Regions from separate parts of the Mus musculus genome. Here regions 1 and 3 are each linked to region 2. A link is a loop called in an ENCODE intact Hi-C map of the cell type or tissue named here. Cell type or tissue: heart. All regions are shown on one strand.

Region 1 (5,000 bases), 59 kb before region 2:
ATAGGCTCTCTTCATGGTACCAAGCCTCAAATCCTTTGCATGACCCCTGCAGTCCTGGGCCATCAACTACAGCTGAGGCTATACCTTCTCCAATGGCCTTCCATGACTTCTCACAGTGCCAAGTCTCAGTTGTTCTTCATGACACCTTCATGCCTTCAAAACCAGTACCACCTGGGTGACTCTTACACATTACCAAGCCCAGCCGCAGCACGAGGTACAACCTTGGCTATCTCTGGAACACAGCGGCTTTGTGCTCCCAGATTTCACCTCAGTGATACTGGTCTCTTCTTAATCACTGCTAATTTCTTAGCTCCAGCTAACCAGTAGTTCCTTCCATTCTTAACTCTAGAGGCAGAGCCACATGGCTGAAGCTGTGGGAGTTCTGCTGCTTGCAGGAACTAGAACATGACCTGCGTGTACTATTACATTGTCACTGGCTTTCTGTTTCCCAAATCCTTCACTGCCTAAACTTGACTATCCTGGATCTTGTTCTGTAGGTTGACCTTGAATGCAGAGATCATTGTGCCTGTCTCCTGGGATTAAAAGTGTGTACCACCATGCCTGGACCTAAATTTAGCTGGGTAGGATCTTGCCCCAAAGTCCCACTCCCTTAATCTGTTATTTCCTAGAACACAGGATTTTGCTCCATTTCACTTCCTGGTACCCCTTAATACTCGAACCATATATTTTATATTTTTCCTTTCTAAGTTTGCTATGCTTGTTCAAACTTCTCTTTGTGAGACTTAACCAGAGAACAAAGTCTCTGCTGGACTTTTTTGAAACTTCCTTTGTCAATGCAATTAATGCAATTAATCCAAGTCTCTTCACCTTAGCCTCAGGCAGACTTTTCAGACAAGGGCAAAAAGTAGCCACATTCTTCACCAAAATACCACAAAAACAGTCTTTATGCCACATACTGAAATACTTCTCCTTTGAAATCTCTTGGGCCAGGTCAACACAGTTCAAATTACTCACAGCAACAAAGTCTTCCATATTCCTACCATAATGATCCATTAAGCCCCATTTAAAGCAATCCACTCTGTTCCAAATCCAAAGTCCCAAAATCCACATTCTTTTAAATAAAAGCATGGTCAGGCCTATCACAGCAATACCCCACTCCTGGTACCAACTTCTGTCTTAGGGTTTTACTGCTGTGATCAGACACCATGACCAAGGCAAGTCTTATAAAAACAACATTTACTTGGGGCTGGCCTACAGGTTCAGAGGTTCAGTTCATAATCATCAAGGTGGGAGCATGGCAGTATCCAGGCAGGCATGGCACAGGCAGAGCTGAGAGTTCTACATCTTCATCCAAAGGTTGCGGGTGGAAGACTGACTTCCAGGCAACTAGAGTGAGTGTCTTAAGCCCACACCCACAGTGACACACCTACTCCAACCAGGTCACACCTATTCCAACAAGGCCACACCTCCAAATGGTGCCACTCCCTGATCCAAGAATATACAAATGATGACAGTGGCATTGACTAGAATGTGTCCATATTATTTTAATATAGTTAGATAATACATAGAGGGCTGGTGAGATGGCTCAGTGGGTAAGAGTACCTGACTGCTCTTCCGATGGTCCGAAGTTCAAATCCCAGCAACCACATGGTGGCTCACAACCATATATAATGAGATCTGACTCTCTCTTCTGGAGTGTATGAAGACAGCTACAGTGTACTTACATATAATAAAAATAAATACATCTTAAAAAAATACATAGAAAATACTAGTATTTACGATAATGTAGTTTAAACCCATGCTTCTTAGGTATAGATTTTAATGCTGTAAGTCAGTCTCCAGCATACAAATCAATTTGACTGGTGTGGCAAAAACAGCACAAATGGCAGGGTGAGGAGACACGTGTATACAAAGGACGGGATGAGCAGCCAGCTGTTTACAATCACAGTTCCATGAGTGAGCCACAGCTCTTCAACTTCATCTCTCAATCTTTCCACAAGAAAACAAATTTCTTACATCGCAGTCTCTGGTGCAATTTTATGAGTTAATATCTTCTAGTATTTTCCAGTCTGTACTATAGGATCAGTGATAGCTGGGAAGGTACAAAGCTCAGAGCGCCCCCTCTATGAGGTTTTGGTTTTGGTTTTGTTTTTTTGTTTTTTGTTTTTTGTTTTTTTTGTTTTTGTTTTTGTTTTTTGTTTTTTTTTTGCCTCATACAGGTGTGTGAATGTGAGGGTTCTGTCACAGTGGGTAAAGGAGTGATTCCTATCCAAAGTGAGCCGCCCTGAAAACTAACAATTTATCACAAAGAAAACGGGACGAACATCCCATACACCAAACTCCCCCGCAGAACTCCCTGTCCTGGAAACTATGAGCCACACGAACTCAAAACCAGAGTCCTGGGCCTGTCATAGAATATGGGAGGGCTCAGAAAAACCCACTTGCTCTAGATTTCCTGAGGGATCTGACAATAGCAATGTGAAAGCTAGTAACAGCAAGCTTCCCCAGCCAAGGGGCTGTGTGCGCTCTCATCATAGCCTGCTTCCGCACGATCAGCCAAGCCACCCTGCTCTAGCCATGTGGTGTGTCTCAGTGTAGCTCCTTGCTCCATTATCATAAGGTAAAATTGTGTCAATGTGCATTTTCCCTCCTGCCATACGATTCTAGGTACACCTGAGCTTTTAAAGTCACAACATATCGATCAAAGTAAGACGTAAACTCAATACACAGTGACATTGAAAGGTGGAATCATATTCCTACAACAACCTCTTTAAATCTGGTATTTTAAAAGTAGCCTAAAGGTATTGAAAAGCCTTGGGCAATAGCGCTCTTTTGGAGATCTTCGCATAGACTTGTGGGAAATGCAGTCCCTCTAATCATGACGTCACTAGACAGGATTCAAGCTTTCCGATCTCCATTCTTGCACTAGCAGGCCACCTCTCAGGTCCCTGAAACACATGATTGACTCTGGCAGTCGCTCCGTCCTAACAGAGCATTCGCTCCTGGCACCGTGCGTGCGCCCCACCCCTGCACTCTGGCCAAGCCTAGATCTGCATTGCACATCCAAGTGGGCTTCTCTCCGCCTCCCGCCCAGCCCTCACCGGCTCCCTGCACGCCGGACCCGCCCAACCTCAGAGTTCATGAGGTTTGCAAGTCTAGGCTGCACCCGGGACCAACCTCCATGTTAAGCGCGAAGAACAAGCCACACTGTCCGAACTTTGAGAACGCCGCAGAGTTTGGAGAATCACAAATGCAAAATGAACCCGGAAGCACAGAGAGCAGAGTCCTGTCTAGCGGGGTCATGCAGAGAGAAACTACATTTCCCAGAAGTCTATGCGAAGGACTGCCCTGAACCAAAGAAGTCAGAGGGTTTATAGGTCATGGATTGTATTTAACTGGAATTAGGCTCCTTTAAAAATCCCAAATTTACAAAGGGCAATTTGCGAATATGAGTGCAGCCTTTTACAGTAATGTGTATTAAGTTTACTTCTTACTCTGATCAATGCTGTGTCTTAAAAAGCTCAGGGGTTTGAGACAGAAGAATCACAAGTCTATGTCCCAAATTACACACTACCAAAAGAGATGGGGGGCTACTCACTGGTGAAGCACTTGCCTGGAGTAAAGGAGGCCTAGGTTTAACATCCATTATGACACTAAATCAAAGAGGAGAACAAAAACAAAAAACAGAACAATTTTGGTGTGTACACTGAAATCCACAGTTTGGGGCGGATATGGGCTAGGAAACACAGATATCTCTTACCGATAAGCCCCAGAAACCCTTTGAGATTTTCTTCTGTCCTTAGTCCCTTGTCCACACGTTCCTCAATTAATCCGTGTAAACAATTTAATATTTGAGAGAGCTGTGCCAGAGCTTTACCGGATTCTCTTTCACAATCTCACACAACTATTCACCACCAGATGTTCTTCCAGCTCCTGGCTCTACTCTCAATGGGAGGAAAACTGATCTTGGGCTCAATATGGCCAGTGAACTGACTCTTGACACACTATTCATCACTCATCATAGGATTTCTATCATAAGAGATTGCCGCGGAGCACCACAGTCAAGTATGAGGGTCCCTGGAATGAGGGTCCTTGAAGCTAGGTGGATAAGGTTTTGACAGTGACAAATAGAAACAAACACATAGGCAGTTTGAATCTGAGTGTATTCTGCAGCTCTCAAGCAGGAGATATTATACATTAAAAAACTAAACATTACATCTCTTAGAAACTACATCCAAATGAAACATTCACAGATACCAACAAAAATCATTTGGCACAGTAAAGTAGAAAAATCATCCAAGCATTACAACTCTGAAACCATGTATTCAGTGCATTGCAAACAGAACAGGTAACATCATCATAAATCATCAAAATATAACAATTCTAAAAGGATGTATCCAGTGGGGGCTGCCGTCCAAAGCTAGTGGCATATTTCTAGGAGCAGGTTAATAAATCTTTAATGATCAGTGCTAAACTAACTTTCCAGCCCCATGGAATTATTTAACATCTAGTGCCTGATTTTTTATAATCTTCAGTGTATAAATTTAAACTACTTTAATTCTTCCTAATTAAGGCTTTCTTTAACATATACCAAAATCCACCTCCGATGACACATGTGTAGCCATATGAAATTTTATTGTTGGGAAAGTTTTTATCATAATAATTTTGTAAATGATTTAGAAAGTAAAGTGTTGGTTTCCCTGGGGTTAAGGTCATGTTAGTGGCCCAATCTCTAGGGATTATTTCTTACCCATTATTCTCACTTAAGATCTTGGCCTAGGCTACCAGGAACATATAAATAAGAAAAGGAATAAGAGAAAACAAAACAGATAGATTGACATGAGAACTACGACTCAAAATTTTTTCTCTGGTGAAGAGTTCAACAACTGGTTCCAGGAGGCCTCCCCCTTTTGAGGTCAATTGCCTTAGTCTGTGGAACTTGTAACACAGATCCTACTGGAGGTGGTGTGGCAAGAGGTCTGCTCTCCCAAAATGCCACCTGAACCTCCCTCACACTCCTTGCTGGCTAGTGAGACCAG
Region 2 (5,000 bases):
GAAGCACTATGTCCAAAAGCAAGTTGGGGAAGAAAGGGTTTATTTGGCTAAAAATTCCATATCACTGTTCATGATCAAAGGAGTCAGGATAGGAACCTCAAGGTTGGAGTAGATGCAGAAGCCATGGAGGAGTGCTCCTGACTGGCTTGCTCAGCATGGCTTACTCAGCCTGTTTTCATATAGAACATGGGACCACTAGCCCAGGGATGACAGCATCTATAAGGATACACCCTCAGAGTTAATCACTAAAACAATGCTCTGCAGCTGGATCTTATGGAGACATTTTCTCAAGGTCCCTTCCTTTTGAGTTAACGTAAGACTAGCCAGCACAGGAGACACCAGACTGTTTGGACTGCTGGGTCTCCCTCCTCCTTAGCTGAAATTCTGTGTTTTTAAGCAAGGCTCCTCTGTTTAGTTATCCAGTCAATGACTCAGAGGCTGAATAAAATCCTAAGAAAGATTCCTAGACTCTCTCTGTTCTGGGCCCTGTGGGGGAGGAGTAGATTCCCCTGTCTTATAGTCCCCACATTGAACCATTCCAGGACCATCAGTGTCTGAAGGGATCCAGCATCTACAGTCCCAAGAATCACTTGGACCTACCTCATCTTCACATAGGAGCGGGATGGATTCTGTCCTGCTTTAACCGAGTCCCACCCCAGTCATCTCCCCTCTTGTGAAAGGATTGTTCGACCCTGAAGGGGGACATAACCCACAGGTTAAAACTCATTGTTTTATAGGATTTGAGAAGACGGTGTGGTCCAGATGAAAGGTGTATCTTCCCAGCTCAAGGTTGGGATCAAAGTCATGTGCCTCCCTATCTCAAAAGACTGGACTAGAAGCGAAACCACTGACTTCAAACCAAGCAGAAAAATCCCTCACAGGGTATCCTCCATTTCCGGAATCCAGTTAATTCCAGAAAGTAGTCAAGTGTCAAGAATAGCAATCACGGGGACAAGAGGGTTTATTTGGTTTACATATCCTGGACTACTGTCCATTGGAGAAAGCCAAGACAGAACCTCAAACAGGGCAGGAATCTGGAAGCAGGAGCAGATGCAAGGCCATGGAGAGGTGTTGCTTACTCAGCCTGATTCTTAGAGAACCCAGGACCCCAGCCCAAGGTTGGCACCACCCACAACATCCTAGGCCCTCCTACATCTATTACTTATTGTGAAGATGAAATGCCCTACAGGCTTGCCCACAGCCCAACCATATAGAGGCTTTTTCTCACTGAGGCTTCCTCCTCTGATGACTTTAGCTTGTGTCAAATTGATATAAAACCCAGCACAATTTCTTTCTGGTGATGAAACAAAAAAAGAACAATCTGATCTTCCCACTCTCTCATCCAAGAAGTAATCTCATTGTGAATCAGTGACCATGGCACGAAAACAAACTCTTTCCTCTCGTGGGGTTTATCGTTGGGTCTCAGATGTTACCAGTACAGGAATACATACACACGAGATAGGGAGTCCCATCACTCCGTGGTGTCAGTCCAGCCCCTTTCTTGCAATGAGTTCATTCTGTATGATCAGGAACATATTTCTGATACCTTTGTATTAAAGGAAGATTCATTCCTGTGTTATGAGATGAGGGAATAGAGTGAACTTCAAGCAAAAAACAAAACAAAACAAAAGAACCTTTAAGTACTTCCACATGAATGGGAGTAATGTAAGGAGTCCAGAAAGAGACTGGAAGTTGAATAGGGCAGATCCGAAGTAATACAGAGAGAAATCTTATGATGAGTGTTGGATAGTGGGTCAGGAGTCAGTTCACACACCATACTGATTCCAAGACCAGTTTTCCTCTAACTGGGAGAGGAGCCAGGAAGAACATTTGGTGGTGAATAGTTGTATGAGATTGTGAAAGAGAATCTGGTGAAGCTCTCTCAAATGTTAAATTGTTTACACGGATATCGGAGGAACGTGTGGACAAGGGGACTAAGGACAGATGAAAATCTCAAAGGGTTTCTGGGACTTATAGGTAAGAGACATCTGTGTTCCCTAGTCCACGCCCCAAACCGTGGATTTCAGTGTACACATCAAATCTGTTCGGTTATTTTTTTTTCCTCTTTGATTTAGTGTCATAATGGGTATTAAACCAAGGCCTCCTTCACTCCAGGCAAGTGCTTCACCAGTGAGTAGCCCCCATCTCTTTTGGTACTGTGTAATTTGGGACATAGACTTGTGATTCTTCTGTCTCAAACCCCAGAGTAGCTGAGATTTCAGAATATTTCCAGGAAACTTGGTTTCAAAAACTATCCTAAAGAGTTTGTGGTGTGCCCTAAAGTAGCTTCTTGCTCCGTTATTTTAAAGTAAAATTGACTCAATGTGATTTTTTTTCTGCCCCCCATAAGATTCTAGGAACCCCTGAGCTTTTTAAGTCACAGCATTGATCAGAGTAAGAAGTAAATCTAATACATATTACCGTTAAAGGCTGGACTCATATTCTCAAAATGCCCTTTGTAAATTTGGGATTTTTAAAAGCAGCCTAATTCCAGTTACATACAATCCATGCGCTTTAAATTCTTTGCCTTCTTTGGTTCCGGGTAGTCCTTCGCGTAGACTTCTGGGAAATGTAGTCTCTCTCTCTCTTTCTGTATGACCCCGCTAGACAGGACTCTGCTCTCTGTGCTTCCGGGTTCTTTTTACGTTTGTGATTCTCCAAACTCTGCGGTGTTCTCAAAGTTGGGACAGTGTGGCTTGTTCTTCGCGCTTAACATGAAGGTTGGTCCCGGGTGCAGCCTAGACTTGCAAATCCAGGAACTCTGCGGGTAGGCGGGTCCGGCGTGCAGGGAGCGGGGGAGGGCTGGGCAGGAGGCGGAGAGAAGCCCATTTGGATGTGCAGTGCAGATCTAGGCTTAGGGGTGGCTTGGCTGACCATGCCAGAGACAGGCTGTGATGAAAGCTCACACAGCACCTTGGCTGGGGAAGCTTGCTGTTACTAGCTTTCACATTGCTGTTGTCAGATCCCTCAGGAAATCTAGAGCAAGTGGGTTTTTCTGAGCCCTCCCATATTCTATGACAGGCCCAGGACTCTTGTTTTGAGTTCGTGTGGCTCATAGTTTCCAGGACAGTGAGTTCTGGCGGGGGAGTTTGGTGTATGGGATGTTCGTCCCGTTTTCTTTGTGATAAATTGTTTTCAGGGCGGCTCACTTTGGATAGGAATCACTCCTTTACCCACTGTGACAGAACCCTCACATTCACACACCTGTATGAGGCAAAAAAAAAAAAAAAAAAAAATTCTCATCGAGGGGGCACTCTGAGCTTTGTACCTTCCCAGCTATCACTGATCCTACAACACTGCAGAGTGGAAAATACTAGAGAATATTACCACATACAATTGCACCAGAGACTGCGATGTCAGAAATTTGGACTCCTTTTGTGAAAGGAGAGATAAGTTGCCCAGGTATTTGTATTGTGTGGAAAGATTGAGAGATGGGGTTGAAGAAATGTGGCTCACTAAAGGTCTTGTGATTGTATACAACAGTCTGCTCCCCATGGCATTTGTATACAGCCAGCTGCTCACCCCGTGCTTTGTATACAGCCTTTGCTCACTCTGTCCTTTGTGCTGTTTTTGCCACACTTCAGTCAAATTGATTTGTGTGCTGGAGACTGACTTACAGCATTCAAATCTATACCTAAGAAGCATGGGCTTTAAACTACATTATCATAATACCAGTATTTTCTATGTATTATCTAACTATAATTACAATAATATGGACACTTTCTAGTCAATGCCATTAATGTTCAGGAAACTAAGAACATGTCATTTTACATTTTATGGTGTGAAAAGTACATTTTCTTGTACCTTAGATCCCGTTTCTTAGAAGGTAGAGGTGATACAGCAAAATGCTTATATCACAGGTCACACATGCATGCATTTAATATATACATATACACATTTATATTTAATATATTTATCAAACAGACCTATTTAAAAGAAAATGTCAAATTTAAGGTTACGTGTGCTACCTAAGATTATCAAAAATAATTTATTTTTTAAATAGAGGCACTTGTTTCTCTAGCAAAGGAACATTGTTCAGCCCCCACCAGGCACACAGTGGTTCATAATTGTCTATAACTGCAGTTCCAGGGAACCAATAACATCTTCTGGTCTCCAGGGTAACCATGTGGTGCACCATCATACAAGATGGCAACAACATATGCACAAAAATAAAAATAAATGACTTAAAAAGTTAAACATCACGAGGCCTAGAGAGTTAGCTCTGGGGTTGAGAGCTCTTGTGGTTTTTGTCTAAGTTTGCATATAATATATAGTGTATAAGTTTCAGTAAGTATAAAATAATATGATTTCATGAGGTTTGGTATTCGTTTTCCTTATCTCGCCCTTCCTCTCCATCTGTATGGACCTCCTTTCTTCTTGCCAATTGAAACCCCCTCCAGGTTTATTCTACCCTTTCTCCATCTGTGTTGACCTCCCACCATTTTCCCAGTTGACCCCCCTTCCCCGTAGGTTTTCCCTTTCCCACTTCAGATCACCTGTGTCCTGCTACGCATTTCTCATGCCCCTCCCCACATGCTCCCTTTATACTTCCCTGATTTCCATGGTTACTTCATGCTATATTACTCACATCTGAAAATTTGGAGCTAGAAAGAACTGCTGCAGACTGCTCAGGGAACACCCGTGACTTTGCATTGTGCCGTCATCATCAGGAAATCTTTTGACAGGCTGCAGAAGGTCTTGCAAAGCAAGGAAAGTAGAGGCGCTACATTGGTTCACATGTATATGCACTTATGTGCAGCGTAGTCCAGTTGAGCCTCAGAACAGGGGGGATTGTCTGTGACAATATGAATGGGATTATTACTTCAGACCTGGAAAGGCAAGTAAAAGATGATCTTAGCCATAGAGAGACTCCAAAGAAATAAATCTCACAGAATTTGGAAATAACACAGGTGTCTCCAATGGGCCAGTGATCTGAGGGAGAGAGGCACAGGAAGTATTGGCCAGCGTGTGCACAATGGAGTCAGGTAGGAGTATGACAC
Region 3 (5,000 bases), 250 kb after region 2:
AGCCAATGGGGATAGCCTGTAAACCCCATATTTTCATGTTTTCTGCTTCTGTCCTTACTTCCAGGTTTTTTCCATATGACTTTCTACCCTGAATTCTGTCAATGATAGTTTGTATTCATTAGGGGCTTCTATTGTTGTTATAAAACATGATAACAAAAAAGCAACTTGAGAAAAGGGTTTATTTCAGCTTACACTCACAGATGAAGCCCATCACTCGGGGAAGTCAGCACAGGAAACTGGAGGCAGAAGCTGTGGAGGAATGCTACTTACTCGCTTCTTCAGCCTGCTTCCTGATACTGCTCAGAACCACCTTCATGGGTGAGGCCCTACTTCCCACTAACACATCAAGAATCAATCATTAATCAAGAAAATACCCTAGGAATCTAGATAGAAGTGTTTTCTCATTAGAGGTACCTCTTCCCAGATAACTACCCTATATTAAGCTGACCAAAAAACAAAAAAGAATCCACTCTTGATGTGGTCCATAACCTGTATGCCAAATAATCACTTTGGTGTTGACCAAGGTGCTTTTGGTCAGGGTATTCTTGATAGCAACAGAAAGGGAAACTGACACAGAGACTAGAAGAATGAAAAGGAAGGGTGCCTCTATTTACAAGGATGTATGTGATGAGGTGGCATATTTACAGTTTGTAGTGTGAACAAGATAACAAGTGGGGCATGCTTAAAAGCATTTCCCCTCTACCACTTACATCTGTAGAGCAGAAAACTGAGCTGGATCTTCTATGATGCCTTTTTTATTTCTTTGAATTAGAATGCTCACAAGCTAGACATTGCTAAATAAAAACTCAATTTAATCTTGTCCAAGAGAGAGAGAGACTTTCAGTATTATCAGCATGTGAAGCATAGGCAGATGACTTGGAACCAAGTAAAGAATAATCATCAAAGTAGTCCAGAAGGTGGACAGCTGTCTTAGTCAGGGTTTCTATTCCTGGACAAAACATCATGACCAAGAAGCAAGTTGGGGAGGAAAGGGTTTATTCAGCTTATACTTCCACATTGCTATTCATCACCAAAAGAAGTCAGGACTGGAACTCAAGCAGGTCAGGAAGCAGGAGCTGATGCAGAGGCCATGGAGGGATGTTCCTTACTGGCTTGCTTCCCCTGGCTTGCTCATCTTGCTTTTTTATAGAACCCAAGACTACCAGCTCAGGGATGCCACCACCCACAAGGGGCCTTTCCTCCTTGATCACTAATTGAGAAAATGCCTTACAGCTGGGTCTCATGGAGGCATTTCCTCAACTGAAGCTCCTTTTTCTGTGATAACTCCAGCTTGTGTCACGTTGACACAAAACCAGCCAGTACAACAGCCAAAAGGCACAAGTTCCATAGGTAAATAGGAAACATTCCATATATGCATACATGGATAGAAAACCTCTGCTTTGTAGAGAGGAACTTGGGAAATATTTGGATTATGTATAACGTCATATAATGCAGTCCATTGAACAACCTTTTAAAGGAGTTACCATTCTGAGCTAGATAAAACTACACAGTCAGGTCATGTGCCTCCCTGTAAAGGATACATTAATGAAGGGTCCTGCACAGCTCTGGGGTGGGGGATCCTTGTTAGTTCATATTGTTGTTCCTCCTATAGGGTTGCAGACCCCTTTAGCTCCTTGGCTACTTTCTCTAGCTCCTTCATTAGGTGCCCTGTGGTCTATCCAATAGATGACTGGGAGCATCCACTTCTGTATTTGCCAGGCATTGGCATAGCCTCACAAGAGATTGCTATATCAGGGTCCTGTCAGCAAAATCTTTCTGGCATATGCAATAGTGTCTGGGTTTGGTGGTTGTATATGGGATGGATCCCCAGGTGGGGCAGTCTCTGGATGGTCTTTCCTTTCATCTCAAGAGCTGAACTTAACTTTGTTCAATTATTAAAACCACCTGTGTGGTCTTGGCCCACTTCCTGTACTGTATGGGTTCCAATGTTCACAGGAATAGTTTTACCAGTTGTAGAATCTGATATATATATGACTCACACCGGGTATCAGTACAGAAGAACAAGAATTATTTATGTAGCATAGTGTTGAGCCAAAGCCATTACACCCAAAGGCTTTTACCTTAAACTAGCTCCCTATCCATCTTATTTAGAAATAAGGTCTCTATAAATAGCCCAATCCAACCTTGGATCCTGGGTCCTTCTTCCATAAGCCACCAGGCAGCTAAGAGCATAATAAGGCACATCAATGCTGGTTTGAAAAATCATCTTTAAAAGATATTTTTTTATTCCCACACTAGTGATTGCTTCGTCGTGCTGATTTTTTTTTTCAAGGAGTAGTAAGATTAAAATCACAACACATGGACAGGAAAGGACCTGAAACCCTAATATTTCTGTCAAAGGCTCGACTCATATTCATATATCTCATGTTGTGGATCTGGAGATGAAAACCAGCCTGACTTCCCAATGGCTGTCAAGCATAGTAGGCTTCTTTCTCTCATACACTCCTGTGGGTTGCCAGTGACAAATCCAGGAACAGCCCTAGCTGATTTCCGGGAAATTCTTCGCACAGACTTGTGGGAATTGTAGTCTGGCCACTGTGTCGTCACAGGGACCTGCTCCGGAAACAGTATTTAATTGAGTCTGAAAGTGTGCTGTTTCTCCAAAGTTGGGTGAGAGTGCTGTCCTGCTCAGCTCTCGAGTTGCATCGCTGACGTAGAGGTTGGTCCAGGGAGCAGCGCAGCCTGAGGCATTGTTCGAGGTGCGGGGATCCATCTGGCAGCGAGTAGAGCAGCGATGGGTGGGAGGTCGGGAGAAACTGACCTGCGCTGTCCTTACATTCTGGTCCATAAAGATACTGGTCAGGGCTGGGGAGAGGGCGTGTCTGACGGTGCCCTGATTGATGTTTGTCAGAACTCTGAGCACAACGCGAGTCTACCGTGGGCTTCTGGGACAGGAGTGCAGGATGGTTGCACGGGAGTGGGGTATGGTGTAAAGATCAGGCTTGGTGGGTCAGCTGACGAACTTGCATCTCAGGCGGTGCTGAGAGCTCACTTTCCCGCTTGGCTGGGGAGACTTTGTTACTAGCTGAACCTCACTCTCAGATGAATCTTGAGGTTTTCTCAGTTCATCTAAAATAGGTGGGTTTTCTGCCTCTCGAGCGTTTCACAGCACGCCGGTATGATCAAGGATTGTCATCGTTTTTCTCGGCCAGTCGGTGAATTAAACGGGTAAGAAAAAAATCAGAGACACAACAGGTCGTAGCTGGGAAATTCTGGGGCACCGTGGACAAATCTACCAGAATCACCTGATAAAGAAAAGCTTTGACTAGGGCTGAGGGAAAACAGGTGCGGTGGGCACATGGAGAGAAGCAACCACTGGCAGGCAGAGTGAGGGGTGGGGAAGCTGATGTCCCGCTTCACCTTCAGGGCTGGCGTTTCTTAAGCCTTTGAAGGGTTCCATCCCTAAGTTTTGGTTGATTACTTTTCAAGAAAGACAGGATGTCTACTTGGCCCACAACTGTTGTACAAACATTCTTCGATCTGGTCTTGAACTTGAGCCAGTCCATTAGCAGGGACCCCCGGAGCAGTGGGGGGAAAGCTCACCTTGTTTTAGGCTGCTAAGCGTTTGTGTGAGGTCAGCAGGGTGAGGGAGAACTTAAAGAACGTTATGCATTTATGTAATTTAAGGTAAACGGACCTCATTCCCATTCTGGAATTCTCCTTGTCTGAAGCAGCCACAGTGGTTTACACCCCTCCCTTGCTTTTCTGCCTCTTGCATGGCTTCTCCTTCCTTACACTGCACATCAAAGTGTGTAGAATGCATCTCTAGTTAGCCAAAACAGAAACCCTGCTCCTGCTCCTCACGTGGGGAATGAGAGCCAGATTTACATGTGGCATCAACCAGTGTACTGGCTAGTTTTGTGTCAACTTGACACAGGCTGGAGTTATCACAGAGAAAGGAGCTTCAGTTGGGGAAATGCCTCCACAAGATCCAGTTATAAGGCATTTTCTCAATGACTGCAACTTTTAAAGCCCCATAAGACAGAGTAATGAAAATCTGTGTTTCTCAAGTTTATCTCATGCATACGTATTTGGTTTCTATTCAATTCTGTCCAAATAACATCTGTAATTTTTCTCAATGGCCTCTGACATCATCACTTAGACGACCAAGACCTGGACGCCATTATCCAGCATACTTCCCCTTCCGAGTTAGTGATCAAGGGGGGAGGGTCCCTTGTGGGTGGTGCCATCTCTAGGCTGGTAGTCTTGGTTCTATGAGAGAGCAGGCTGAGCATGCCAGGGGAGGCAAGCCAGTAAAAAAAAAAAAGTCCCCCCATGGCCTCTGCATCAGCTCCTGCTTCCTGACCTGCTTGAGTTCCAGTCCTGACTTCCTTTGGTGATGAACAGCAGTGTGGAAGTGTAAGCTGAATAAACCCTTCCTCCCCAACTTGCTTCTTGGTCATGATGTTTTGTCCAGGAATAGAAACCCTGACTAAGACAACCAGTAAAACAACATGTCATTCCTTCCTCTTGGGAAAGTAGGTTCCATTGGGAACCTTCCGTTGGGACGTTAGTGCCCTGTAGTGTCCAGTCCCACCTGGTTCTTCTAGAATCTTTTTGGTGTATGCTAACATGTGCAAGTGACGGCTTGACAAGTGGCATTACTGGTTTGCTTGCTACTAACCTTGCTGTGTAACACAGGCCATTCTTGGAAACTCGGAAGGGGAAGTATGCTGGATAATGGCGTCCAGGTCTTGGTCGTCTAAGTGATGATGTCAGAGGCCATTGAGAAAAATTACAGATGTTATTTGGACAGAATTGAATAGAAACCAAATACGTATGCATGAGATAAACTTGAGAAACACAGATTTTCATTACTCTGTCTTATGGGGCTTTAAAAGTTGCAGTCATTGGGTTCATTCAAAATTGTTTTCAAATGCAATGACATACATTGAGGTGTAAAGTGTGTGTCCAGATGGGCTGGCCATCTCCTTAAACCCTACATCCTGTTGCTCATTTCTTTGTGGTATCCACATAAG

Evidence for each region. Peaks named below come from ENCODE experiments on the same cell type or tissue, not always from the same donor. Only the 100,000 strongest peaks of a DNase experiment are listed, where the experiment ranks them.
Region 1: a loop joins it to region 2, with 2.7 times the contacts of the local background. A loop is called at or near these places in 14 of 42 quality-filtered maps.
Region 3: it touches region 2 in a loop (4-fold over the local background); 2 of 42 quality-filtered maps call a loop at or near these places.

Annotation. Positions count from the first base shown.
Region 1 is chr13:67,812,035-67,817,034 of GRCm38, reverse strand. It overlaps Zfp273 (zinc finger protein 273), which reads right to left and starts at 3,219. Exons shown (of 4, transcript NM_198322.3): 1 at 3,139-3,219. The coding sequence starts at 3,144. All of the region lies in intron 2 of 4930525G20Rik (RIKEN cDNA 4930525G20 gene), which reads left to right. In heart, no CTCF peak of the experiment used is centred here; a DNase peak (open chromatin) is centred at 2,984; H3K4me3 peaks cover 1,138 bases; H3K27ac peaks cover 885 bases.
Region 2 is chr13:67,752,783-67,757,782 of GRCm38, reverse strand. It overlaps Zfp85 (zinc finger protein 85), which reads left to right and starts at 2,581. Exons shown (of 4, transcript NM_001001130.3): 1 at 2,581-2,720. The coding sequence starts at 2,715. It overlaps Zfp85os (zinc finger protein 85, opposite strand), which reads right to left. Exons shown (of 3, transcript NR_027969.1): 2 at 4,589-4,795; 3 at 945-3,204. In heart, no CTCF peak of the experiment used is centred here; a DNase peak (open chromatin) is centred at 2,752; H3K4me3 peaks cover 1,476 bases; H3K27ac peaks cover 965 bases.
Region 3 is chr13:67,498,091-67,503,090 of GRCm38, reverse strand. Zfp58 (zinc finger protein 58) reads left to right here and starts at 2,569. Exons shown (of 4, transcript NM_001007575.2): 1 at 2,569-2,720. In heart, no CTCF peak of the experiment used is centred here; a DNase peak (open chromatin) is centred at 2,540; H3K4me3 peaks cover 1,517 bases; H3K27ac peaks cover 827 bases.